Linked DNA regions of Homo sapiens: regions 1, 2, 3, 4 and 6 are each linked to region 5. Evidence: chromatin loops called from intact Hi-C (ENCODE). Cell type or tissue: gastrocnemius medialis. All regions are shown on one strand. Region 1 has its middle 15 kb from the start of TMEM131. Region 2 overlaps CNGA3 (cyclic nucleotide gated channel subunit alpha 3). Region 3 overlaps VWA3B (von Willebrand factor A domain containing 3B). Region 4 has its middle 41 kb from the start of TMEM131. Region 5 overlaps TMEM131 (transmembrane protein 131). Region 6 overlaps VWA3B (von Willebrand factor A domain containing 3B).

Region 1 (4,000 bases), 200 kb before region 5:
CATTTAAGTGAAACAAAGTACTTGGTTTAGGAGGAATACTAATAAGAAATGCCTTAGTTAGGAAATGTTCTAAAACATTCATGATGAAAAAAGGGCAGTGTAGGAGTCTCCAAGCAAAACTACCTCATTTCATTACCAAATCATTAGACCTCAGAATCAGGTCTTACATCAGGGATGAAAATAAAGAACTGAAACTTACCCTGGAATTGAGAACAGAAACTGAAGCCATGGCTAAAAAGCAGAAGATAGCTGTAGAGAAAGCACCTTCTTGTCATAGCACCCAGTGGGTGAGCAAGGAAAAACTGATGAAAGGAAAATCCTGGTGGGCGAGGCTCAGGGTGCCACTGAGTGCTGGTCTCTCTGGCCTGTGTGGAGAGGCAGGAGCACTGTCTCAGCATCTGAGGATGAACTAGACACTACACCCCAGCACAGGTAGGGCGCACCTCAACTCCGACCCCTCACCTCTGGGCAAAGGTGGGGCAGGACTACAACTCTAAAGCTATTAAGTGCCTCATCCTGTCAAAGTCAAGCCTCAGAATAGAAACTGAGTTGACTTATAGAAAAATGAAGTTGTTTTTCCTTGCACATTTGTGGACTGGTACATATATATCCCCGCCACAGAGTCGCTGTGGTCGTTAGCTTTGTTTAACTCTGCTCTTTGGCTCAAATGGAGATCTTGGCATACCCTGAGTACCTTCCGGCTCCTTCTTTTTTTTTTTTTTTTTTTTTTTTTTTTTGAGATGGAGTTTTGCTCTTGTTGCCCAGGCTGGAGTGCAGTGGCGTGATCTCAGCTCACCGCAAACTCCGCCTCCCAGGTTCAAGCAATTCTCCTGCCTCAGCCTCCTGAGTAGATGGGATTACAGGTGTGCGCCACCACCCCAGCTAATTTTGTATTTTTAGTAGAGACGGGGTTTCTCCATGTTGGTCAGGCTGGTCTTGAACTCCCGACCTTAGGTGATCCTCCCACCTCGGCTTCCCAAAGTGCTGGGATTACAGGCGTGAGCCACCGCGCCTGGCCTTCCTGCTCCTTCTACTTCTTCAAGTATAGATTGCTCCTTCCTCCCTCCATTAGCAGTGGGAGAATTTATTCATTCACTCCCTCATTTCATTCATTCGTTCTATAAACACCACATGTCAGAGACAACACAAATGTCAGGCACATGTCAGGCAACACGTCAGGCAACACACATAATAGCAGGAGGCTGCGCATGGTGGCTCATGCCTGTAATCCCAGCACTTTGGGAGGCCAAGGCAGGCATATCACCTGAGGTCAGGAGTTTAAGACCAGCCTGGGGAACATGGTGAAATCTTGTCTCTACTAAAAGTACAAAAATTAGCCAGGTGTGGTGGTGGGTGCCTGTAATCCCAGCTACTCAGGAAGCTGAGGCAGGAAAATCGCTTGAACCCAGGAGGCAGAGCTTGCAGTGAGCCAAGATCATGCCACTGCACTCCAGCCTGGGCAATAAGAGTGAAACTGTGTCTCAAAAAAAAAAAAAAGAAACGGAAAGAAGGAAGGAAGGAAGGAGAGAGAGAGAAAGAAAGGAAGGAAGGAAGGAAGGAAGAAGAAAAAGAAAGAGAAAGGAAGGAAGGAGGAAAGAAAGAAAGAAAAAGAAAGAAAGAAGAGAAAGAAAAGCAGAGAACAGGACAAGTTCCTTTTCTCCTGAAGACTACATTTTGAAGGTGAGCGACAGACAGTAAACAAATAAATATATAATGTGTCAAGTGGTGACAAGTGCTCTGAAGATAAATATAGTAGGGAAAAGGAATGAAGAGAGACAGGAGGCAGATGCTATTTTAGAGGTGGTCAGGGAGGCCTCTATGTTGACCTGACATTTGAGCAGAGAGGTCTGTGAACTTATAAAAATGCTTTATACACAGGATAACCACAGATAATCAGCCAACTGGCACAGTAGGGGAACTATTCCCTCAGCAGTACACCCAGAGCCTTGTCACAGTGTAAGGCTGGATCAAATGACCTCTAAAAGAGGCGTAATTGCCAGCTGGGTATGCATCCCCACTGATGAAAGGGAAGCTGACCAAAAATAAAAACTGGTAGCACTAGAAATGGGCTCCCATTCAAAACAATGTTCCTGTAAACATATATTGAATTACTTATCAAAAGAGTAGACTGACAAAATCTAAATACCTAAAACTATCCAGAGTATTTCCCAATCATGTTTTTCCTTATACTGCATTGATCCGAAAATGTCGAGGAAAGGTTTAGAAATGCATGCTCCCCCAGGCACAGAGGCTCACTCCTGTCATCCCAACACTTTGGGAGGCCAAGGCAGGAGGATCACTTGAGGCCAGGAGCTCCAGACCAGCATGGGCAACATTGCAAGACCCCATCTCTACAAAAAAATTTTAAAATTATCAGGGCATGGTGGCATGCACGTGTAATCCCAGCTACTCAGAAGGCTGAGGTGGGAGGATCCTTGAGCCCAGGAGTGCGAGGCTGCAATAAGCTTTGATTGTGCCACTGCACTCCAGGCCAAGCAACAGAGCAAGACCTCATCTCTAAACAAAAATAGAAGTTCAAGGTCGCAATCATGTTCCAAGATTCCACAGAGACACACAATACGGCTTATGGAAGGCCTCCTCTCAACTGCAAGTGAGAAGCAGAAGGTGTGTGGAGGGTAGACAATGAGACTTCATGGTCAGGCGGGCCTGTGTCTGAATGGAACTGAGACAGGGATGTTAAATAACTTGCCCAAAAGCACACAGCCAGTGAGGCAGGAAGTCAGTATTAAACCTCAGGCAAATCTTAGGGGAATTATGCTGAGGGAGAAAAAAAAGCCAATCTTAAGAGGTCACATACTGTCTAATTCCATAACATTCTTGTGTAACATTCTTGAAATTACGAAATTATCAAAATGGAGAACGGGTTCCAGGTCAGAGGGGTAGGGAGGGAGGTGGCTGAAGCCATAGCAGGGTAGGATGAGAAGTCCTGTGGTGATAGAACAGGTCTGGGTCTTGATTGTGGTGGTGGTGTGATACCGAAATCTATGTGTGATACAGTTGCACAGGATTAAATACACACACACACACACACACACACACACAGGATGTATTAAAGCTGGTGGAATCTGAAAAAGCTCTGTGGATTGTTCCAATGTCAATTTCCCGGTTTCAGTAGTGTTCAGTAGTATGCAAGATATTACCCGTGGGTGAAACTGAATGAAGGGTTCACAGGATTTCTGTTTTTATTTCTTACAACTGTGCATGAATCTATAATTACTTCAAAATAAAAAGTTAAAAACCAACCAAACAAAAAGCAACTCAGGCAGTTGTAGGCTTGAGCCTAAGCCTTAACCATGATGTAGGGCCAGTAGCTGTGAAACTTTTATGAATCAAGAGATTTTTTAATTAAACAATTTCTATTATTCTGCAATGTTCTCTTTACCTTTTTAATGGACAAGGAAAATAAATCTAATTTAAAATAGCTTTCAAATGCATGTATTGAGTATTTTATCTAAATCCTTACTTTCTCATAATATAGCCCACATAAAACATCCCAATTCAACATAAGGGGAGAAAACAGCTTCTAAAATATCTGCATTTCTTTCACACATCCCCATTAAAATACAAACTTCTATAGATAGAAAAGTAATCAGGAAGCAAAAGCTTTAAAATAATCCTTGGCCAGGTGTGGTGATTCACGCCTGTAATTCCAGCACTTTGGGAGGCCGAGGTGGGCAACCCCGTCTCTATTAAGAATACAAAAATTAGCCAGGTATGGTGGCACATGCCAACATGGTGCAACCCCGTCTCTATTAAGAATACAAAAATTAGCCAGGTATGGTGGCGCCTGCCTGTAATCTCAGCTCCTGGGGAGGCTGAGGCAGGAGAATCACTTGAGCTGGGAGGCAGAGGTTGCAGTGAGGCTAGATTGTGCCACTGCACTCCAGCCTGGGCGACAAGACTCTGTCTCAAAAAATAAAATAATAAGCAAGACTCTGTCTCAAAAAATAAAAAAATTAGAAAAAATAATCCTCAATGT
Region 2 (4,000 bases), 580 kb before region 5:
ACGACCATGCAGGCTCATCCTCAACGGTGAATTCTACATGGCCACTTAAAACGCTGTTTCAGAAGAGCTAGTGACGTGGGAAAACGGTTCCTAATATTTTGCTAAGTTAAGAAGCAGACTACAAAAGAGTTTACCGTAATAGCTGGATCAGTTTTCTATTTCTGCCGGAACAAATTACTGCAAACTTATACAACATAAATGTATTATCTTGCAGATCTGTAGGTCAGAAGTCTACTGTGGATCTCACCAGACTAAAATCAAGGTGTTGACAGGGCTGCCATCCCCCAGAGTCTCTAGGCGGGGCTCTGATTCCTGCTCGTTTGGATCTTACGCAGAATCCAGCTTCTTGCGATTGTGGGGCTGAGATCCCTGTTTCCCTGCTGGCTGCACCTTTCGAGGCTGTGGCTTCCTTAGCTCAGGTCCCCTTCCTACATCTTCAAAGCCAGCAGTGATGGGTCGAGTCCCCCTCACACTGTGACTCTCTTCTTCTTCCATTTACTTTCTCTGACCCACTCTTCTGCTTTTAAGGACTCATGTGATTACAGTGGGCCCACCCTGATAATCCAGGATAACCTACCTGTATTAGTCTGTTCTCATGCTGCTAATAAAGGCATACCCGAGGGTGGGTAATTTATAAAGGAAAGAGGTTTAATGGACTCAGTTCCACATGGCTTGGGAGGCCTCGCAATCATGGTGGAAGGCAGATGAGGAGCAAAGTCACATCTTACGTGGCGGCACGCAAAGAGTCTGTGCAGGGGAACTCCCCTTTACAAAACCATCAGATCTCGTGAGACTTATTCACAGCATGGGAAAGACCCACCCCCATGATTCAATTACCTCCCACCAGATCTGTCCCGACACATGGGAATTAGAGGAGCTACAATTCAAGATGAGATTTGGGTGGGGACACAGCCAAGTCAAATCATTACCTATCTCAAGGACCTTGAATGTAATCACATTTACGAAGTTCCCTTTGCCATATGAGGTAACCTGTTTACAGGTTCTAAGGATTAGGATGGTAGACATCTTTTGGGGGAGATTGTTCTGCCTACCACACAAGTCAATATTTATTGAGCACTTACTATGTACCAGGCACTGTTCTGAGCACTTTTCACAGAGTAACACATTCAGTCTTCACTCCCACCATGTAATAAGACCCTATTACAATCCTTATTTTATAAGCCAGGAAACAGATACACAGAGAAGTTAGGTAACCAGCTTATGTGGTTTGAATCTGTGTCCCTGTCATGGTGGTGGATTTCTCATGGTTTGGCACCAATTCCTTGGTGCTTTGCTTGAGACAGTGAGTGAGTTTTCTTGAGATCTGGTTGTTTACGGCACCTACCCCACCTTCCTCCTGCTCCTGCCGTTTGAGACTCCTTGCTCCCCCTTTGCCTTCCACCATGATTGAAAGCTTCCTGAGGCCTCCCCAGAAGCAGAAGCTGCTATGCTTCCTGTATAGCTTGCAGTACCTCAAGCCAATTAAACCACTTTTCTGATAAATTACCGAGTCTCAGGCATTTCTTTCTAGCAATGTGAGAATGGACTAATACACTTGTCCAAGGTCACAAAGCTCTGAGGCAACTGAGTTGGGAAACAGATGCTCTTAACAAGTATATGTATATATAAAATATATTGTATCAATCTAAGTATTCAATATATATGCCTAGGAAGAAGTTGGAAGTATATTTGTCAACATGTTAAGTGGGGCTATCTCTGATAGTGGAATTCCATGGTTAGCATGAAGTGCAGTTTTTGTGTGTGTATGCCCCTGTGTGCTTTTCTTGTTTTCCAAGTTTTCAGCAAGAGTATTTCAATAAAGTGAATTAGAATAAAAGGTTATTAAAATCATTAAATGAAAAGAGCAAGGAAAGTTACCCCTCCTCTGTCCTCCAGGGTGATGTGAACCCTGGTCTCTTTTCAGGCACTGGAGTCTTAACGTCAAGTCACCAGCAGACGGCGCTGCCCTCAAGCTTTTTGGGTGAGCTTTGCCCTGCAGTTTACGCCGGACTCAGCTTGCCTTGTGCAAGATTTGTGGCCCTGGATTACGGGCCTTGGCCTGTCTGGGTACCAAACTGCTGAGAGCCTAGGAAAGACCCAGCACCATCGGCTGCATCCCCAAATCCACCCAGCACTGCCCCAAAAGAACCCTACACAGAACTGCAAAATGCTGCTGGTTTTGGCTGGGAACAGTTTGATGGGGGAGGGAAAAATTATTCAGGACAAATGAGACCATATGAAAATGACAGAAATGGAGTGAAGAGTCGGGGAAGGTGTTCATAAATAATTATTTTGTGTGTGTCCTCATTTTGGGATAGTTCCCAGTTTTGTCCCTTGGTCCTTGGCTTCAAAGTGGACCAGTGAAGTGAGCCCATTTATTGAAAGATTGAAGAGCCGGGTGCAGCCCACGCTATCCACCCACATCCTTGCCCACACCCCAGCCCCAGGACAAAGATGCCTAGAAACCCCCAGGACCTCTGTCCATGGTTTCAGTATCTGGAGCCGTTCCCTGCCTGAAAGACTTGATACTGCAGCTGCAAGGGTGTTTAGTGTCAGGTTTGGCTTTAAGTCAAACACATATCACTATAGCTATTGCTTTGTAGATAAAATCATCTCATTTTTCGTTATGGCTGGCATTTGGGTCTCTGGATTTGATGTCCAAATTTATGCAAACAAAAGACATGCTTCCTTCATGGAGAAAATAGAAAAAAGTTCTAGCTGAGGAACAAAGAGAGAAATAACAAGAAAAACCCTTGGCACATTTCTCTGTCTGTTGGAAGTCAAGAAATCGGCATTTCTCACTGATATAGGTATTTTTTCCCTAATCTCCAACTAAGACTTCCCCTCCTGAATAGTGCCACGCTGTCCCTAATCTGCCACCTTAGTATCTGGTGATGGAAAAAGGAATTATAGCAGGTCACCCTTTGAAGAGGCTATTCTCTGGACATATTTAAATTGCCTTTTTCCACTGCTCTGATTACGCCCCCAAAATTGGCCCAAATTGGCCTTAAAACACGGGAACTTCAGGCGAGGCGCAGTGGCTCATGCCTGTAATCCTAGCACTTTGGAGGCCGAGGCGGGTGGATCACGAGGTCAGGAGGTCGAGACCATCCTGGCTAACACGGTGAAACCCCCCCTCTCTACTAAAAATACAAAAAAACTAGCCGGGTGTGGTGGCGGGCGCCTGTAGTCCCAGCTACTCGGGAAGCTGAAGCAGGAGAATGGCGTGAACCCGGGAGGCGGAGCTTGCAACGAGTCAAGATGGCGCCACTGCACTCCAGCCTGGGTGACAGAGCAAGACTCCATCTCAAAAACAAACAAACAAACAACAATAACAACAGCAGCAAAAACAAGGGCATTTCACTGGCACTCAAGAGCCTGAGGTTGTAGAATAAGAAAATGCCTTTTCATCATTAAGGAGAATCTCCAGTGCTCTGTCAAGGAACTCCGGTTCTGCACCCTCAGATATATCGTGGTATAGAGTGCTAAAGCTTAAAGCATTTATCTGATCCAATTCCTTTGCTTTATGGATGAGAAAAATGAGAGGCGAAGAGATCAGACGACTTCCCCAAGAAGTCACACAGATCTCATCCCTCCCCGACTTCTGTCCACAGGGATGGAATTCCAACGAAGGGAACAGGATTCTAAAATATTCTACTGGTGCTCTGGGAGTGGGGAGCAGGAGCACTAAGGAGAGAGGCCAAGCTGGGGCTTCTATGGGGTGGAGGGCACCGGGCTTGGGGAGGGCTCTGCTGGGTGTGTGGGTACTTACTCCTCCTCCGTGTTGTTGCTGGTGTTAGTGTTGCATTTGGCCAGGGGCCAGGCGCTGCGGGAAGGTAGAGAGAACATCAAGGGTCTGAACTCTGTTTCCATTCCTTGGGGCCATTTCACCAGGGGATTACCATGCCCCACCCCCCAATCCCTATCCCACTGCTTCCAGCCTTTGCACTCACAGCTTGAAGAATACGGGGTGGTATTGTCAAGGCCAAAATGCTTTGTG
Region 3 (4,000 bases), 460 kb before region 5:
AAAAACTAAAAGGAAAGGCTCCCAAGTGGTAGCAATAAGGCAACCGGATTATAAATTATTTTTCTTTCTAGAAGGTTTGCCTTATTAATGATTATTAAAAAAAATTGCTAACACTTATGGGGAGCTTTCAATACTAAGCACTTCACATGTTCATTTCTCTTTATAACAACCCTATGAGATGGATACTATTAATACTCTTATTTTACAAGTAAGAAAACTGAGGTTTAAAGAGACTGAGTAACCAAAATCACACACAGGTTAGATGGTAGATCTGCGGCTAGTTCTTGGTCTGGCTCCTGTGAAAGTCCAGGCTTTTAATCACTACATTATACTTCTATTTAGCTTTTTTTTTTCAATTAAAAGACGTATTGTTTTAAAAATAAGTCCATAGTACAATCGAATGGCATTTCCTTTATGATGAAAAAAAGTACTGAGACCTTAACTGGATTGGCTCTAACACTTTTAGAAATCAGTGTGGCGGGGAGTGGGAGACAGAGAAGGAAGCCAATGTAGGAATGGCAATGACTTGGGATAGGCAGAGAGGGAGGAAAGACAGAGACCTCCAGGGCACCCACCTCTCCCGGGGCCTTGTTTGCATAATTCTTCTTGGCAGCCTCCTGGAGTTCCATGGCCTGCTGGATGTACATTTTCCCAGCTAGGATTTCACTTTCCAGCATCGACAGCTCTTTCAGTGAAATGGGCCAATTCAACCGTTCTAAAGCCTGGTTTAAAACTGTTTTGTTTTCCAAGTACTGTATTGGTTTGTTTGCATCTAACCTAAAAAACAAAGAAACAAACAAACAAACAGAGGAAGAAACAAAAAGCAAAGAAAATGACTATAATAAAAAAATATGGTAAGATGGTTTCCTAAGAAATTCTCCCCTGAGAAACATCTGTTGAAGCTAGTGTCAGGTGTCAGATGACAGCATCATAGCCATGCCCTCTGCTCTATCAGGACTTTGGTAGCTTGCAAAGGTTAGAAATAACCATCTCTGTGAATTATGGTAGGCACTTTTCCCTATTACCTCATTAGGTTATCTGATTTTAAAGAAGTATGATACACATAAAATTTTCAGCATTTTTTTTTCTCCGTATTTGGAGCCTGACATCTGGCAGAACCAAACATGGGCTTCAAAGAGATTTCACACAAGTATGCCTAGCAGTGACTCTGAAAAACAAAGCAAAGCAAAACAAACCCAAATATTTGCCTCAGTGCAGTAATTCTTATACTAGCTCATTTTAGCTATTTTTATCTTCTTTCCTCTTTGCAAGCCTAAATAAGTCTAAACTATTTGGCTTTGCTGTTTTGATACATAAAGAACAGAAGCCAAACTTTCTATGGCTGATAAGCAGGCGGTGGGACTCCAGGGGAAGCTAGTGTGGTGTGATGGCCCAGGTCCTGGATTCTGTTTCCAGTCTGAGCTGCTTCTGAGTCAGACACTGCTAGAATGGAATGGGTAGGGAGAAAGAAAACAATTCATGATTATCACTCTTATTGCTGAAAGCATCACTTATTTATTTAGATGTTGGATTTTGGAAGAGAACAGTCTAAACTCAGCACAATCACAGGACTCCATCCACAAACAAACTCGTACCCAGAAGACAGCAAAACATTCTTATTGGAATGATGTCAGCAAGATGGTGGAATAAAAACCCAGGCCCTCATTCCCCTACAGAGACACTGACTTAACAATATATGAACCAAATCGCCTTTGCGAGAATTCCAGAAACAAATGAAGAGGTTGTGGCACCTCAGACAAGTACAAACCCAAGAAAAGCTGCATGAAGGAGAGTAAGAAAGCTTGTTGCATTTTGCCTGCCCTAACCTCCCCTCCTCCCCAAAACAATGTGATGCAATTGGAAGAAAGCTCCCCAATCCTGGCTCCTCCTTTGGAGAAGAGAGTGGAATGCACATTCAAAATTCTTGTGTTTTGGGGGACTTCTGAAGAAATAGGTTTCCGTCTTGCCTGATTCAGAATGCTGATGAGAACAGTGGCATATTTTGCAGGTCAGGTTGGGACCTCTGAGAACAGAAATGAGTGTCACAGCTTGTTACAGCATTGGAGATACTGCAGTACTTCAGAGAGACACCAGGGGGAACAAGATATTACAGGCTCCTGAAAGAAACGGGCAAATCTTTTTCACTGGGAAATTACACACACAAGCCCAGAGAAGACACATCCCCAGAAAAGGTTTCAGAGAGTCCCCCAAATCTCTAGCTGGGATAATTGGTGAAGCCCTTCACCTGTAAGAGGCCAGTTTGTGAAAATCGGATGAGATAGCTGTTTTTTCAAATGTCATATTATCAACTAAATATCATAAGGCATAAAAAATGTAGGGAAAAGCACACAAAGATATGAGGAAATGGCCCAATCAAATGAGCAAAATAAATCTTTAGAAATTGGTCCCAAAGAAATGGAGATATATTCTTGACCAGTCCTGGTCATTTGCCCCCCTTCTTGTCTGTGGACCATGATAAGCCTGAGTAGTGACTTCAGAGCTGGGTAACATAGAAATTAAAGTGAAAAGACCTTTACGTGGAGAATTTGCATGCATAATATAGGAAGGTGTTCTTTAGGTATGTTACAGGATTACTTTAAACCATTTGACTTACGCTCCAAAGTAATGTTGGTAGTATAGCAAATTATGATGAATAGCTTTAATTGTATGTTTAAGAGTCTCATATGTTCACATGCTTAAATCTGGGTATCAGAATTTAAGCAATTCTTGAAATATATAGTCTCCTTAATATACTAATTACAAAGCAAAAAAAAAAAAAGGAATGGAGATATATTAATTACCTGAAAAATAATTCAAAACAACAATGTTAATGATGCTCAATGAGCTAAAAGAAAACAGAGACAACAAATACAACTCAGAAAAGTGATGCATGAACAAAATGAGAATATCAACAAAGAGACAGAAACTATAAAAAAGAACCAAATAGAAATTCTAGAGCTGAAGAATACAATAAGTGAATTGAAAAATTCACTAGAGGGGTTCAACAGCAGATGTGATTAAGCAGAAGAAAGAATCAGTGAACTTAAAGAATAGATTTTATTGATTTGCATATATTGAACCAGCCTTGCATCCCAGGGTTGAAGCCCACTTGATCATGGTGGATAAGCTTTTTGATGTGCTGCTGGATTCATTTTGCCAGTATTTTATTGAGGATTTTTGCATCAATGTTCATCAAGGATATTGGTCTAAAATTCTCTTTTTTTGTTGTGTCTCTGCCTGGCTTTGGTATCAGAATGATGCTGGCCTCATAAAATGAGTTAGGGAGGATTCCCTCTTTTTCTATTGATTGGAATAGTTTCAGAAGGAATGGTACCAGTTCCTCCTTGTACCTCTGGTAGAATTCGGCTGTGAATCCATCTGGTCCTGGACTCTTTTTGGTTGGTAAGCTATTGATTATTGCCACAATTTCAGATCCTGTTATTGGTCTACTCAGAGATTCAATTTCTTCCTGGTTTAGTCTTGGGAGAGTGTATGTGTCTAGGAATTTATCCATTTCTTCTAGATTTTCTAGTTTATTTGCGTAGAGGTGTTTGTAGTATTCTCTGATGGTAGTTTGTATTTCTGTGGGATTGGTGGTGATATCCCCCTTACCATTTTTTATTGCATCTATTTGATTCTTCTCTCTTTTTTTCTTTATTAGTCTTGCTAGTAGTCTATCAATTTTATTGATCCTTTCAAAAAACCAGCTCCTGGATCCATTAATTTTTTGAAGGGTTTTTTGTGTCTCTATTTCCTTCAGTTCTGCTCTGATTTTAGTTATTTCTTGCCTTCTGCTAGCTTTTGAATGTGTTTGCTCTTGCTTTTCTAGTTCTTTTAATTGTGATGTTAGGGTGTCAATTTTGGATCTTTCCTGCTCTCTCTTGTGGGCATTTAGTGCTATAAATTTCCCTCTACACACTGCTATGAATGCGTCCCAGAGATTCTGGTATGTTGTGTCTTTGTTCTCGTTGGTTTCAAAGAACATCTTTATTTCTGCCTT
Region 4 (4,000 bases), 230 kb before region 5:
CTGGGTGTGGTGGTGCACGCCTGTAGTCCCAGCTATTCAGGAGGCTGAGACAGGAGAATCACTTGAACCCAGGAGGTGGAGGTTGCAGTGAGCCAAGATCGTGCCACTGCACTCAAGCCTGGGCGACAGAACAAGACTCTGTCTCAAAAATAAATAAATAAATAAATAAATAAATAAATAAATAAATGAAAAGGAAGAAGGAGACCTGGCAGAGAAACGCTATATCTAAATAGTGCTGAGGCATTTGGCTTGATGCCAGAGACCCAAAAATAATAAAATCATAAATGTAAATATATGTATTTTCTTCTTATTTCTGAAATTTCTGAAACTCTAGCTGGCTTACTTCTTGGGTTAAAACATAAAAGTTATTTGATCAAATGTATTATTATTACTGACAGTGAGTCCATACAGGCCTGCAGCAATATCTCTGATGCTGCTCACAAGATCTCTGAAAAGCAGCTATTTACATGTCCATTTTATAGACAGGAGGGTTAAACTCATAAAGATTAAGTTAGTTTTCCAAGGAGCAAGTAGGAGAGCTGGCATCAAGCCAACTTCTTTTCAGAGGCTTACACTTGCTGGCCATCCCAGGGGCTCCTGGCCCATTTGGGTTCAAATCCTGCCAGCAGGAGGTTCCATAGAAATGATAAAACAGAAATAGCCATCAGGGCCAGCTGCCTAAGCCTGCAACGAGCCAGCCACCCAGGACCACATGCTAAGCAGGGGGCCTCTCCTGGGGTTTGGTGCTTTGCAACTGGCATGTTGAAATTCCTAATAATTTGATCTTTGAATCTATGCTCTATTAGTGAAGGCCAATGCAACATGCTCCAGGGGGGCTTGGAGCCTCAGCTCACATGCGGTCCCACTCCTGCTGCCTCCCAGCCTTTCTGGGCTCAGTTGCCCACTCCTTACCCTCAACCAGCAGCTGCCACTGCCCTCCACTCCTGCTGGGGGCCTGGGCATGCCACCATGACCAAAAGAGCATATTAAATAGCAAATTTTAAAAATGCCTTATCAGGTCAAGAAAGAAAAAGAGAGACTGCAAAGGAAAGGAAACAAGCCTTTTTCCTTCTTTATAAGCATGTAGATCCATGCTTTTATCTTGCACTGGTCCTTGAAAATTATATAACCAGCCTTGATAGCAGTGACCTATTATACTGTCTAGAAAAGCAACATGAATGTGCCCAGAAGCCCATGAGCTGCTTGTTGGCTGACTTAACACAGCCCCAACATTCCAGATTTTTAAAACCTATTTTTAATACTAAAAGTAGCTCTCCAGGGACACTCAGCCTGTCACACTGCTCTCAAAAGACGGACCAGTCTTCACAGCTGGTCCATAGCTCAGAACTCTGAGCAAACCAGTTATCAGCTCCCTTAAAAGAGCAAGAGCTAACCCTCTCCTGCAACGGAACTCATCCTCCTTACACATACTCTTAGATTGTGATAGTCTATGTATAAGTAAATTATGATTATTTTGTTCATTTCTAAATTCTACCAGTAGAATCCCAGGGATGTACTTAAAAAGTCAGTCGTGAGCTTTTCCCTTAATTTTACTATTCAATGGGAGTGTGGAAGGGGAGACTCATCTGTCCTCCACCTTCCTGCCAGCTGGTTGCCGTTGACTTCCGAAGATTAAGGTTGCAGCTTTACCACTTGTTTCTGGGTATGTGTCAGCCTTTTTAGATTAAACACAATTATTGCCTAAAGTGGGGCTAAGTTTTGTTCCAAGTCTACTGCGAGCATGCGTGTGTTCTCTCTACCTACCGTGTTGCTGCGGGGAGATTCAGCCCAGCGCTTGTCACTGCTCCAGGCAACAGCTGACAGGCAGGACAGGCTCCTCCTGGGCCTGCTCTCAGGCAGCTGGCAGGAGAAGAGGCTGTGCACTTGAGCCCTGTCCAGTAGCAACCTGGTCACAGAAGGGAAGCAGGTGGCCTGGAGCTGGGACAGCAGGGACTGAGAGGTTCTGCTGCCCTGTGACTGGACAGTGCTGGGTGCAGAGAGCAGCAGGATGCCCCCAAAGGACAGCCACAGTCTTCCTCATGCCCTGTGCATTGGGGACCCAAGGAACAGAGTAGAGATCACACCTGTGACTGCAAGCAGGTGAAGAGCCTGCCTGTGTGGGGCCCCTGAGGGACGGTGCTTGAAGCTGCTCCAAAGAAAGCCGAGCCCACGGAGGCTGGAGTCTTGCACAGGCTCCCTGGCACATGAGCTCAGCCTATTAAAAGTGCTTGCTTAGCCCAATGGGGACTGACAGCCAATGGTCATGAAAGATTTTATTGGGGTGATGGAAACACTATAAAATTGGATTATGATGGTGGTTGCACAGCTCCATACATTTACTACGCTATTGAATTGTACACTTAAAACAGGCGAGTGTTATGGTACATAAATTATACTTCAATAAAACTCTTTAAAGAAAAACAGAAAGAGGATATATTTTATATACATACATATATATATATATATATATATATATACACACACACACACACATATATATACTTTCATTTCTTTCAAAATTCCTGTCTAGTCAGATCCTAGCTCCAGGTTGCATTTATGTTCTTGCTTTTAAATTTTACTGATGTGTAATTTACATAGAATTAAATGTGCACTTTGATAAGTTTTGGAAAACGTAGACATCTATGTATCCACTGGCACGATCGTGATATAGAACATTTCATTCCCCCAGCAAGTTCCCTCTAGCCTCTCTGCAGTCAGCCCTCTCCCTTATCCCAGCCACAGGCCACCACTGATCTGCTTTTTGTCACTATAGATTAGTTTAGACTCTTCTAGAATTTCATATAAATATACTCTTTTGTGTCTGGCTTCTTTTAGCCAGCATAATGTTTTTGAGATGCATCTTGTGCTCCCCTTTAAAAACAAAACAATTCGTGTTGGTGAGTTCTCCAATGTGAAAAAGGCTTCTCTATTCCAAGAACAAGTTTTCCAAATTAGGAAACAACTTTGCTTCAATAGTCTAAGGCTTTTGGTTGAAAATGTTTTTCTTAATGATGAGTTTGAAAGAGGATCCAAACTTAAGAAGTTATTGTTGCCAGGCACGGTGGCTCATGTCTGTAATCCCAGCATTTTGGGAGGCTGAGGCGGGCAGATCACGTGAGGTCGGGAGTCCGAGACCAGCTTGACCAACATGGAGAAACCCCGTCTCTACTAAAAATACAAAATTACCCAGGCGTGGTGGTGCATGCCTGTAATCCCAGCTACTTGGGAGGCTGAGGCAGGGGAATTGCTTGAACCCGGGAGGCGGAGGTTGTGGTGAGCCGAGATCACGCCATTGCACTCCAGCCTGGGCAACAAGAGCGAGATTTCGTCTCAAATAAATAAAAAGTTATTATTAAGTTATTGTTAAGAATTTTACTTCTAATTTAGAAATCGTTTTCTAAAATTACCCTTGCTAAACTAAAAAAAAAAAAAAAAGACAGCAAGAAAGGACTTAGGTTAGAGAGAAATAAACAGGCTAAGATAGAAGTATTTTAAACTAAAAAACTTACCCAAAGATATCACATATGTAAAGTTTACAAACCAGGTGAGTAATTCCTTAGGAAAGGCAGAATATTTCTGTTAGGGACGAACTGCCCCAAAAAAGCTTCTTGGTACTGCCGACACTTCCCCCAAACCTCTCCGTGCTGCCCACTCCTCCCGCTTATGCTCTGCAACCCTTCGTGCCGCCCACCCTTCCCCCTGAGCCCCGTTACACTTCTAAGCCCTTATCTAGGTGCCGTGGTGAAGCCAGCAGACTTCACCTACCAGGCCTTGCTGCGATAAGCAAACCCCAATTACAAGCCATCGGACCGCACAGTGGGAGGTTGTGGGAAGCATAAACCAACTTTACCTACACCCTCCTGTAAATTCTACCATAAACGTCACAAGGCAGTATGTGGTAAAATTAACCAGCAAACAACCCCGGGATGCGGCCATGCCAAAGGACTCCCCCAAACTCCCCTCCCCACTATAAACCCCTCATTTTGTAAGCTCAGGGCTG
Region 5 (4,000 bases):
GCACTTAGTACATAATGTATGGATGAAGGAACAAATGATGGAGAGGGAACATAGGCAAGAGACATTGCAGGTGAATCATTTGAACTGTGCTTATATCCTAAAGAGGTCATACAAACTGAAACAAGTATGGGGAGGAGGGTGGGTAGAGGAGGCAGGAATATGGCTTAGAGTTTGAGCCTGGAGAACAAAGACAAAACAAATGAGAAAACCAGGAGAAGATGCTGCCTTTTGCAAGAAGATGGTGCAGTCCATTCAGGAATACCAGGGCAGATGTAAAAGTGTCTCACATCCTAGTGGTAGGAGACAGTAGTGGGTTAAGAGAAACAAGACATTGCAAAATCTTAATGCTGTATGCAAGTTGAGCATCCCTAACCCAAAAATCTGAAATCCAAAATGTTCCCAAATCTGAAACATTTTGAGACCACAAGTGGAAAATTCTACACCTGACCTCTTGTAACAGGTTCCAGTCAAAACTTTGCTTCATGCACAAAATTATTTTAAATGTTGTATAAAATTACCTTCAGGCTATGCATATAAATGTATATGAAACATAAATGAATTTCATGTTTAGACTTGGGTTCTGTCCCCAAGATATCTCATTATATATATGTAAATATTCCAAAAAAAAAATCTAAAACACTTCTGGCCCCAAGCATTTTAAATAAGGGATACTCAACCCTTACAGTAAAACCTGAATTCAATATTTAACTCCTTAAAAATACAAACTTTGAATTACTAGTTTCATCACATTTAAGTTTGGGTCTTAATTAAATCCTCATCTTCCTGTCATTCCACTTTGTACTGACTATACTAAACTCTTCGTTATTTATCCAAAAGAGCCATGTTTCTTCCTTCCATTACCTTCTCAATCAATGATGTCCTTAATCTCTGCGTAAACTCTGGCAGGGAAAAGTTCAGTTCAGAAGACAGCAGATGACACAGTGAAAAGCCCCATGAGTGGAATAAATGAGAAAGCATGTGTATAAAAACAAGATGTTGGTCTGGATCCATTTGTGTTGCTATAAAGGAATCCCTGAGGCTGGGTGATTTATTTTTAAAAAAGAGGTGTATTTGGTTCACAGTTCTGGAGACTGTGCAGGAAGCATGGCCCCAGTGTCTGCATTGGTGAGGGCCTTAGGCTGCTTCCACTCATATTGGAAGGCAAAGAGGAGCTGGCATGTGCAAAGATCACATGGCAAGAGAGAAGAGAGGGAGGTGCCAGGCTCTTTTTTAACAACCAGTGGTTGTGTGAACTAATGGCATGAGAACTCATTACTACGAGGTCAGAACGCACCAAGCCATTCATGAGGGATCCACCCCTGTGGCCCAGACACCTTCCATAGGGCCCCACCTCCAACACTGGGGATCACATTTCAGCATGAGATTTAGAGGGGTTGGTTTTGAACTGCTTCAGATTAAGCTTTCAGATATCTCTAGGAGGCTTACAGGACCAGATACTTGCTTGGAATTCTAAATTACCTCTATATTACCAAATCCTGTCAATCTCTTTATCAGATGGAGAATACTAGAGCTTACTGGAAACAATACCTCAGAATAAACATTTCATGTAACTCATAGCTTAATATTTGAATAGAATTGTGAGAGCAGCATTTATATCTGTGAGCTCTTTTGATCCCCCACACCCCCAAGAGACAAGGCACGAGGGAAGTAGTTATTTCAAGTACGCCAAGTGCGGTGACTGCCCGAGGGCTCCTGTCGGCATTGCAGCTGCATGCCCGCCCTCTGCTGGCTGTCGGGTGTTTTAGCCTCACTGGGCTGTAAATGAGGAGCGCTGGCCTCAGTGTCACAGTCATTGCGCCCTTTTTCCTGTGCACGCTCTTCACTTCTGTATTTTTTATTCCAAATATTTAAAAAGTGGGTTTAATCATTTCAGAGACCTCTTCAAATGAGTAGGAATCTACAAAAAGTAAAATTTTGTATTCAGCCAAAAGAAAGATTGTAATATTCTTCTGGAGGATTACGTAAATTATTTAATTTTTTAATTTAAAATTTGGTACCCTGTCACAGACAGAAGCTTGTGACTGGTAAGAGCAATTGCTGGTTATTTAACAGTTTTATTTGTGTGCTGGGGTTTTTGTTTGTTTGTTTGTTTGAGATGGAGTCTCACTCTGTCACCCAGGCTGGAGTGCCGTGGTACGATCTCGGCTCACTGCAGCCTCCGCTTCCCGAGTTCAAGTGATTCTCCTGCCTCAGCCTCCCCAGTAGCTGGGACTACAGGTGTGTGCCACCATGCCTGCTAATTTTTCGTGTGTATTTTTAGCAGGAACAGGGTTTCACCATGTTGGCCTGGCTGGTCTCGAACTCCTGGCCTCAAGTGATCCACCCACCTTAGCCTCCCAAAGTGCTGGGATTACAGGCATGAGCCACTGTGCCCAGCTTGTGTACTGTTTTAATAAGATACTTGACAACCCATAATTTCAAAAGATGTGTAATTTCTCTTTGATACAAATGACATATATTTTTCCTAATGAAGAGACTTTCTTTTAAAAAAAATTGTGATTTTGTCCCCTTTGGCTTTAGATTTTAGAATTCAGTGATTTCAGGGCATTCTTGCCTGGGTGTAAACAAACCTTGCTTACCAAACTGAAAGTAACCATTCCCTTTATCTAAAGCTATCTCTGTTTGTACCTTTGTTGGCATCCTCAGTATCTTAACATGAAAGTGTGAATGTTAACGTCAATCAGTTGTCACAAGATTGCAAAGATTTGTCCTCCTGATTTTTCTGTAACATGCCACAGCAAGAAAAAAAAGTTTTTTGGTGAGGTTTTTTGGCTGTTGATTACAATTTAAAGATTATCAATTGATGAACATTCTAAGATGTCTTTTGGGCTTTGGTTTCCTAGAAGTATGCTTGTCTACTCTGAAACTTGTGATCTTAAGAAAATTTAACCATATACAAATGAGTTTGTTCTTTGCTTTCTTCCTTCAGGGGAAAATAGTTCATCAAAGTTTAAATATTATGAATTCCTTCTCACAGAAGGTAAAAATACAGCAAATACGATCTTTGTCAGAAGATGTGCGATTTTACTATAAACGATTACGGGGCAATAAGGAAGACTTGGAGCCAGGAAAAAAATCAAAGGTTTGAAGATATTATATTTGAGAATTCCCATTGGTTAACATTTTGTTTTATGACCTCCTGTGGATTTGGGATTCATGGTTCTCCTGTGCCTCTTTATAGATTGCAAACATTTATTTTGATCCTGGACTACAGTGTGGGGATCATTGCTATGTTGGCTTGCCTTTTCTATCCAAATGTAAGTGACCTTGCTGTTCTCTCTCATGTCTTCACTTCCCCCAAAATACTCTTTTAGTAAGAGGCCGCCACTTTTAAAGTACATTGCTGTCTTTTGTTACTATAGAAATTATTTGAAGGAAAATTGACAAGTGAGTATAGATGCAGGTTAAGTATGTTTCCTTGTTTTAGCTGAACCCAAAGTGCAGCCTGGTGTAGCCATGCAGGAAGATATGTGGGATGCTGACTGGGATTTGCATCAAAGCCTGTTCAAGGGATGGACAGGAATAAAGGAAAATTCAGGTCATAGGTGAGTGGTTTATGTTTATTTATTTTAGCCATCTTTACAAGATGACTATTGAAACATAATGCTTTCTAAATTATATTCTTATGTTAGATTATTTTGCTTTATAGCTAAGAAAGAATGCCTAATTTTCAGAAAGTTATTAGTGAGGCATCTTAAATTGCCATTTTAACTGTATGTTGCTTGGAAATATACATACTGTCATTTTTCTCTTTTCTGTGGTGCTTTAGATATTTCTTACACTCCAAGAAAATATTTGAAGTTGTTCTTATGTAGGATGACGACAGTATTCACCTTAGACTCATCCATTTGCATAGGAAAGAAAGTTTTTTACCTACCACTGATGTCTGTTAAAGGCAAGGGAAACATTTTCTAGGTTTACCCCCACCTAGGCACTTGGTACAAGACCAGAGTGTCTGTTTTCTTATTGTGAAAAGAAT
Region 6 (4,000 bases), 380 kb before region 5:
TAAATTAAAGAGTTTTTCAGACTGAAACAGCTCATTCATCACCAATAGACCTGCACTACCAGAAATATGAATGAAACTTCTTCAGGTGGAAAAAAAATGATACCAAATGGAAATGTGGATGCATACAAAGGAATAAAAAGCAACAGAGATATCAAGTATGTGGTTAAATATAAAATACATCTACTCTAGTTTCTAATCTAGTTACAAGACAATTGACTGTTTAGAATGTATTGTGTAATGCATGCACAGAAGTGCACAACAATAGAAAGGGCGTAAGTGGGAGTGAAAGTTGTAAGATTCCTGTAATATACATGAAGTGATATAATATTATTTGTAGGGTGACTGATAAGATAAATATTGTAAATCCTAAATAGCCACACACACACATCAAAACACAACAAAGAGGTAGAGCTAATAAGACAATAGTGGAGATAAAATGTAATAATAAAAAATACTCAAACAAAAGAAGGCAAAAAACCAGTAAAAAGGGAACAGAAAACAAATAGCAAAATCTTAGATTTAAATCCAATCAAATCAATAATCACATTAAATGTAAATGATTTTAACACTCCAATTAAAAGCCAAAGATTGTTAGGTTGGATTAATAAAACAATGCTCATATATAATTATATATCTTGTGTCTGTAAGAAATCCATTTAAATACAGGATGCAGACAAGTAAAGATGAAATGATAGAAAAAAAGAATAATAAAAATAATGTAGGGCGGTTAAACTGCTATCAAAGTAAATTTCAGAGCAAGGAATATTACCAGACATATAAAAGGGACATTTCATAATTACAAAAAAGTTGGTTCATCGAGAGAACATAACAATCTTAAATGTACATGCAACTATTAATAGAGCCTCAAAATACATGAAGAAAAAACAGAACTGAAATGAGAATTAAAGACTACAGTTGGAGATTTCAACACTCTTTTCTCAATAATTTATAGAACAACTAGAGAAAATCAGTAATAATATGAAAGACTTGAATGACACTCTCAACCAACTTGAGCTAATTGATACCTGTAGTATACTCCACCCAACAAAACCATATTTTTTTTTTCCAAAATCTGTACTACAAAACAGGTCCCAATAAAATTATAAGAATTGAATCACACAGTATTTCTCTGTTTACAGTGAAATTAAAACAGAAATCAGTAACAAAAGCTATCAGGAAAATCCACAAATATTTGGGAAGTAAACAACACAATCGCACTGTCACCTAGGCTGGAGTGCAGTAGTGCGATCTGCAAGCTCCGCCTCCCGGGTTCAAGCGATTCTCCTGCCTCAGCCTCCCGAACGGCTGGGACTACAGGTGCCCGCCACCATGCCTAGCTAATTTTTTGAATCTTTAGTAGAGACAGGGTTTCACTATGTTGGCCAGGCTGGTCTCGAACTCCTGACCTCATGATCCACCCCCTTGGCCTCCCAAGGTGCTGGGATTACAGGCGTGAATCACTGCGCCCAGCCTAAACAGCACATTTCTAAATAACCCTTTAGTCAAAGAAGAAATGATGGGGAAAATTAGAAAATATTCTGAAATGATTGAAAATGAAATACAATATATCAAAATCTGTGAGAGGCAGCTAAAGAGTACAGAAGAAAGGTATAACACATTGGGCAATACACGTGTGGCCTAGAAAAGAATGTGAGGTATGAAACAGAAGCATTCCTTAGCCTCCTACCACAAGGTGTGACCAGTGTGATAGCCACACGTTGGCTTGCTGTTTTCAATAAACTGCACTGGCATCAAGGCAGCTGGGATCTGAATCCAAACAACCCCCACCTTTTTTTTAACAAGGCTATCAGCAAACCATCAGATGGCAACCTTGACTTAACAATGTTTTGTTGGCCCTTTGTCTCAGTTGAGCTTTTACTGGTATATATACACCATGGAGTACTACTAAACCATACAAAAGAATAAAATTCTGTCATTCGCAGCAGCATGGATGAGCCTACAGGACATTATGTTAAGCAAATTAAGTCAGACACAGAAAGATAAATACCACATGTTCTCATTCATATGTGGGAGCTAAAAATATCTGAGCAGATAGAGGTAGTGAGTAGAACTGTATTAGAGACTGAGAAAGGTAGGGAGAGAGGATAGGGAGGTTGGTTAGCGAATACAAAAGTTTAGCTAGATAGGAGGAACAAGCTCTGGTATTCTGCAGCTCTGGAGGGTCAATATGGTCAGCTATAATTTATGTATATTTTTAAAAAGCTAAATGAGAGAATTTTGAATGTTCACAACATACAGAAACGACGTGTGTTTGAGGTGATGGATATGTGAGTTACCCTGATTTGATCTTTGTACATTGTATACACACACCTAAATATCACTCTGTATCACATAAATAGGTACAATCATTATGTGTCAACTAAAAATAAAAGGGAGGAAAAAAGATCAAGCAGATGAGAATGTCCAGAGCGAGGAGACCACTTGTAACTTCCTGCAAATAACACCAACCTCCTTCGGATCCGGGCCAGGGCTGTGTGGATTCTCTCACTGTACCACTTGCACTTCTCTTTGGTAATGTTGACGTGGACCAAGCTCCCATCCTTCCAGGGAGCATGGACAAACCTGCTGCAATATTTTGCATGGACTGTCTTCTTGTTCGTCTCCTAAGGAGATGACAAAGGACAGAAGCCACTCAGAAACTGTCCAAAGAGAAGAGCCTCCAGATGGCACCTTAAGCTCTGTCGTATTCAAGTGGCTCCTAGCACTCCACTCTACCGTCAATCATTCCTTTGTTAGTTCAACCAAATATGTTCCGCTGCCCGCTTCCTATGGAGCCCTGCACTAGATGTCATGAACATAGGCCAGAAAGATACAGGAGATCACATGTGTGCCCCAGAAAAGCTAATGATTCCAGCATAGAGACACCCCCAACCGACACACACACACACACACACACACACACACACACACACAGACACAGAGACGGAGAGGGAGAGGGAGAGAGAGAGAGACATAGCAATGTGGAGAATTAGATACTCAGTCCCTGGCACTGGGTTGAGACAGTAAGGACCTGGAAAGTCCTGGTAAAGAAGAGAGAGCGACAGTGGACTAGACGGCCAGCGAGACCATTCTGGAGGAGGCAGGACTGAGATTCTCATGAATCCTCTTTTCCCACCAAGAACCCCACTGCACATCTAGCGCCCTCCACTGAGACAGACGGAGCGAGCCCTCCTCAGTGGACCTCCATGACTTGGCCCACAGGCACTCAACCGGCGCTCCTCCTCTTAGGAGACCTTCTAAGACACCAGGAATACAAACACACACAATGACCAAACCCCTGCCTTCATGGAGCTCACAGTGCAGGAGGGGAGCCCAGTAATAAGCAAATCATGACACATCAGGTCAGAGGATGACACGTGGAGGAAGGCAAGGAGGAAGAGCAGAGAGCAGAGAAAGAGGGGAGAGACCGGACAAGTTAGAACCTCGCAGGGAAAGCCTCCCAGAGACAGTGAGCTAGGAGAGAAGGCCTGGCGGAACAGAGTGTGGCCATAGCGAGGCTGGGAGGAGGTCAGAGGATGCAGCGAGAGCAAAGGCCTGAGCTGGGAGTCCACCTGGCATGCTTGTCGAATTTTAGGAAGGCCAATATTGCCAAAGGAAAGAGAGAGAGGGAAGAGAGAGTGAGAGAAGCCGGGACACACGAAGAGGAGGGCCAGGAGCAGGTCCCGTAAAGCCTGACAGCTGTCGGAAATGAGCTGGCTTTTGCTCTGAGTGAAAAAGGACTCTTCCCAGGGCTTTCACGAGAGCAGCAACATGTCTGATTTAGGGTTTCACAGCTTTACAGTGGTTACTCTGTAAAGCAGACTGGACGGCCGAGGACCAAGGGCAGAAGCAAAGAGCCAGAAGGTCATGGAGTTGCATGGCCCCGGGCAGCCAAGACCATGGTAAGAAGTGGCCAGATCCTGAATGACAGGCACGTTCTGAAAACAGAACCGACAGCGTTCACCGAGAGATCAGATGTGTGTATGTGAGAAAAGAGAGG

What was found. A loop is a pair of places that touch in the nucleus more often than their neighbours do. Peaks named below come from ENCODE experiments on the same cell type or tissue, not always from the same donor. Only the 100,000 strongest peaks of a DNase experiment are listed, where the experiment ranks them.
Region 1: it touches region 5 in a loop (6-fold over the local background); 4 of 110 quality-filtered maps call a loop at or near these places.
Region 2: a loop joins it to region 5, with 20 times the contacts of the local background. A loop is called at or near these places in 96 of 110 quality-filtered maps.
Region 3: it touches region 5 in a loop (26-fold over the local background); 62 of 110 quality-filtered maps call a loop at or near these places.
Region 4: it touches region 5 in a loop (3-fold over the local background); 2 of 110 quality-filtered maps call a loop at or near these places.
Region 6: a loop joins it to region 5, with 10 times the contacts of the local background. A loop is called at or near these places in 34 of 110 quality-filtered maps.

Annotation. Positions count from the first base shown.
Region 1 is chr2:98,009,085-98,013,084 of GRCh38, reverse strand. No RefSeq gene overlaps it. Among named protein-coding and RNA genes, the nearest start is that of TMEM131, 15 kb to the right of the region's middle. RefSeq lists an enhancer at 54-513. In gastrocnemius medialis, no CTCF peak of the experiment used is centred here; DNase peaks (open chromatin) are centred at 1,944 and 2,484; H3K27ac peaks cover 3,096 bases.
Region 2 is chr2:98,383,214-98,387,213 of GRCh38, reverse strand. It overlaps CNGA3 (cyclic nucleotide gated channel subunit alpha 3), which reads right to left. Exons shown (of 8, transcript NM_001298.3): 5 at 3,773-3,826. Among named protein-coding and RNA genes, the nearest start is that of CNGA3, 39 kb to the right of the region's middle. RefSeq lists enhancers at 2,677-3,252, 3,253-3,830. In gastrocnemius medialis, a CTCF peak has its summit at 1,935 (motif pointing right); a DNase peak (open chromatin) is centred at 1,963.
Region 3 is chr2:98,267,459-98,271,458 of GRCh38, reverse strand. It overlaps VWA3B (von Willebrand factor A domain containing 3B), which reads right to left. Exons shown (of 28, transcript NM_144992.5): 22 at 576-777. Among named protein-coding and RNA genes, the nearest start is that of CNGA3, 77 kb to the left of the region's middle. In gastrocnemius medialis, a CTCF peak has its summit at 2,091 (motif pointing right); no DNase peak of the experiment used is centred here.
Region 4 is chr2:98,034,685-98,038,684 of GRCh38, reverse strand. No RefSeq gene overlaps it. Among named protein-coding and RNA genes, the nearest start is that of TMEM131, 41 kb to the right of the region's middle. In gastrocnemius medialis, no CTCF peak of the experiment used is centred here; a DNase peak (open chromatin) is centred at 1,884; H3K4me3 peaks cover 457 bases; H3K27ac peaks cover 1,886 bases.
Region 5 is chr2:97,804,654-97,808,653 of GRCh38, reverse strand. It overlaps TMEM131 (transmembrane protein 131), which reads left to right. Exons shown (of 41, transcript NM_015348.2): 20 at 2,951-3,103; 21 at 3,203-3,278; 22 at 3,449-3,566. Among named protein-coding and RNA genes, the nearest start is that of ZAP70, 93 kb to the right of the region's middle. In gastrocnemius medialis, a CTCF peak has its summit at 1,754 (motif pointing left); a DNase peak (open chromatin) is centred at 1,723; H3K27ac peaks cover 1,001 bases.
Region 6 is chr2:98,186,599-98,190,598 of GRCh38, reverse strand. VWA3B (von Willebrand factor A domain containing 3B) reads right to left here. Exons shown (of 28, transcript NM_144992.5): 10 at 2,470-2,624. Among named protein-coding and RNA genes, the nearest start is that of VWA3B, 100 kb to the right of the region's middle. In gastrocnemius medialis, no CTCF peak of the experiment used is centred here; no DNase peak of the experiment used is centred here.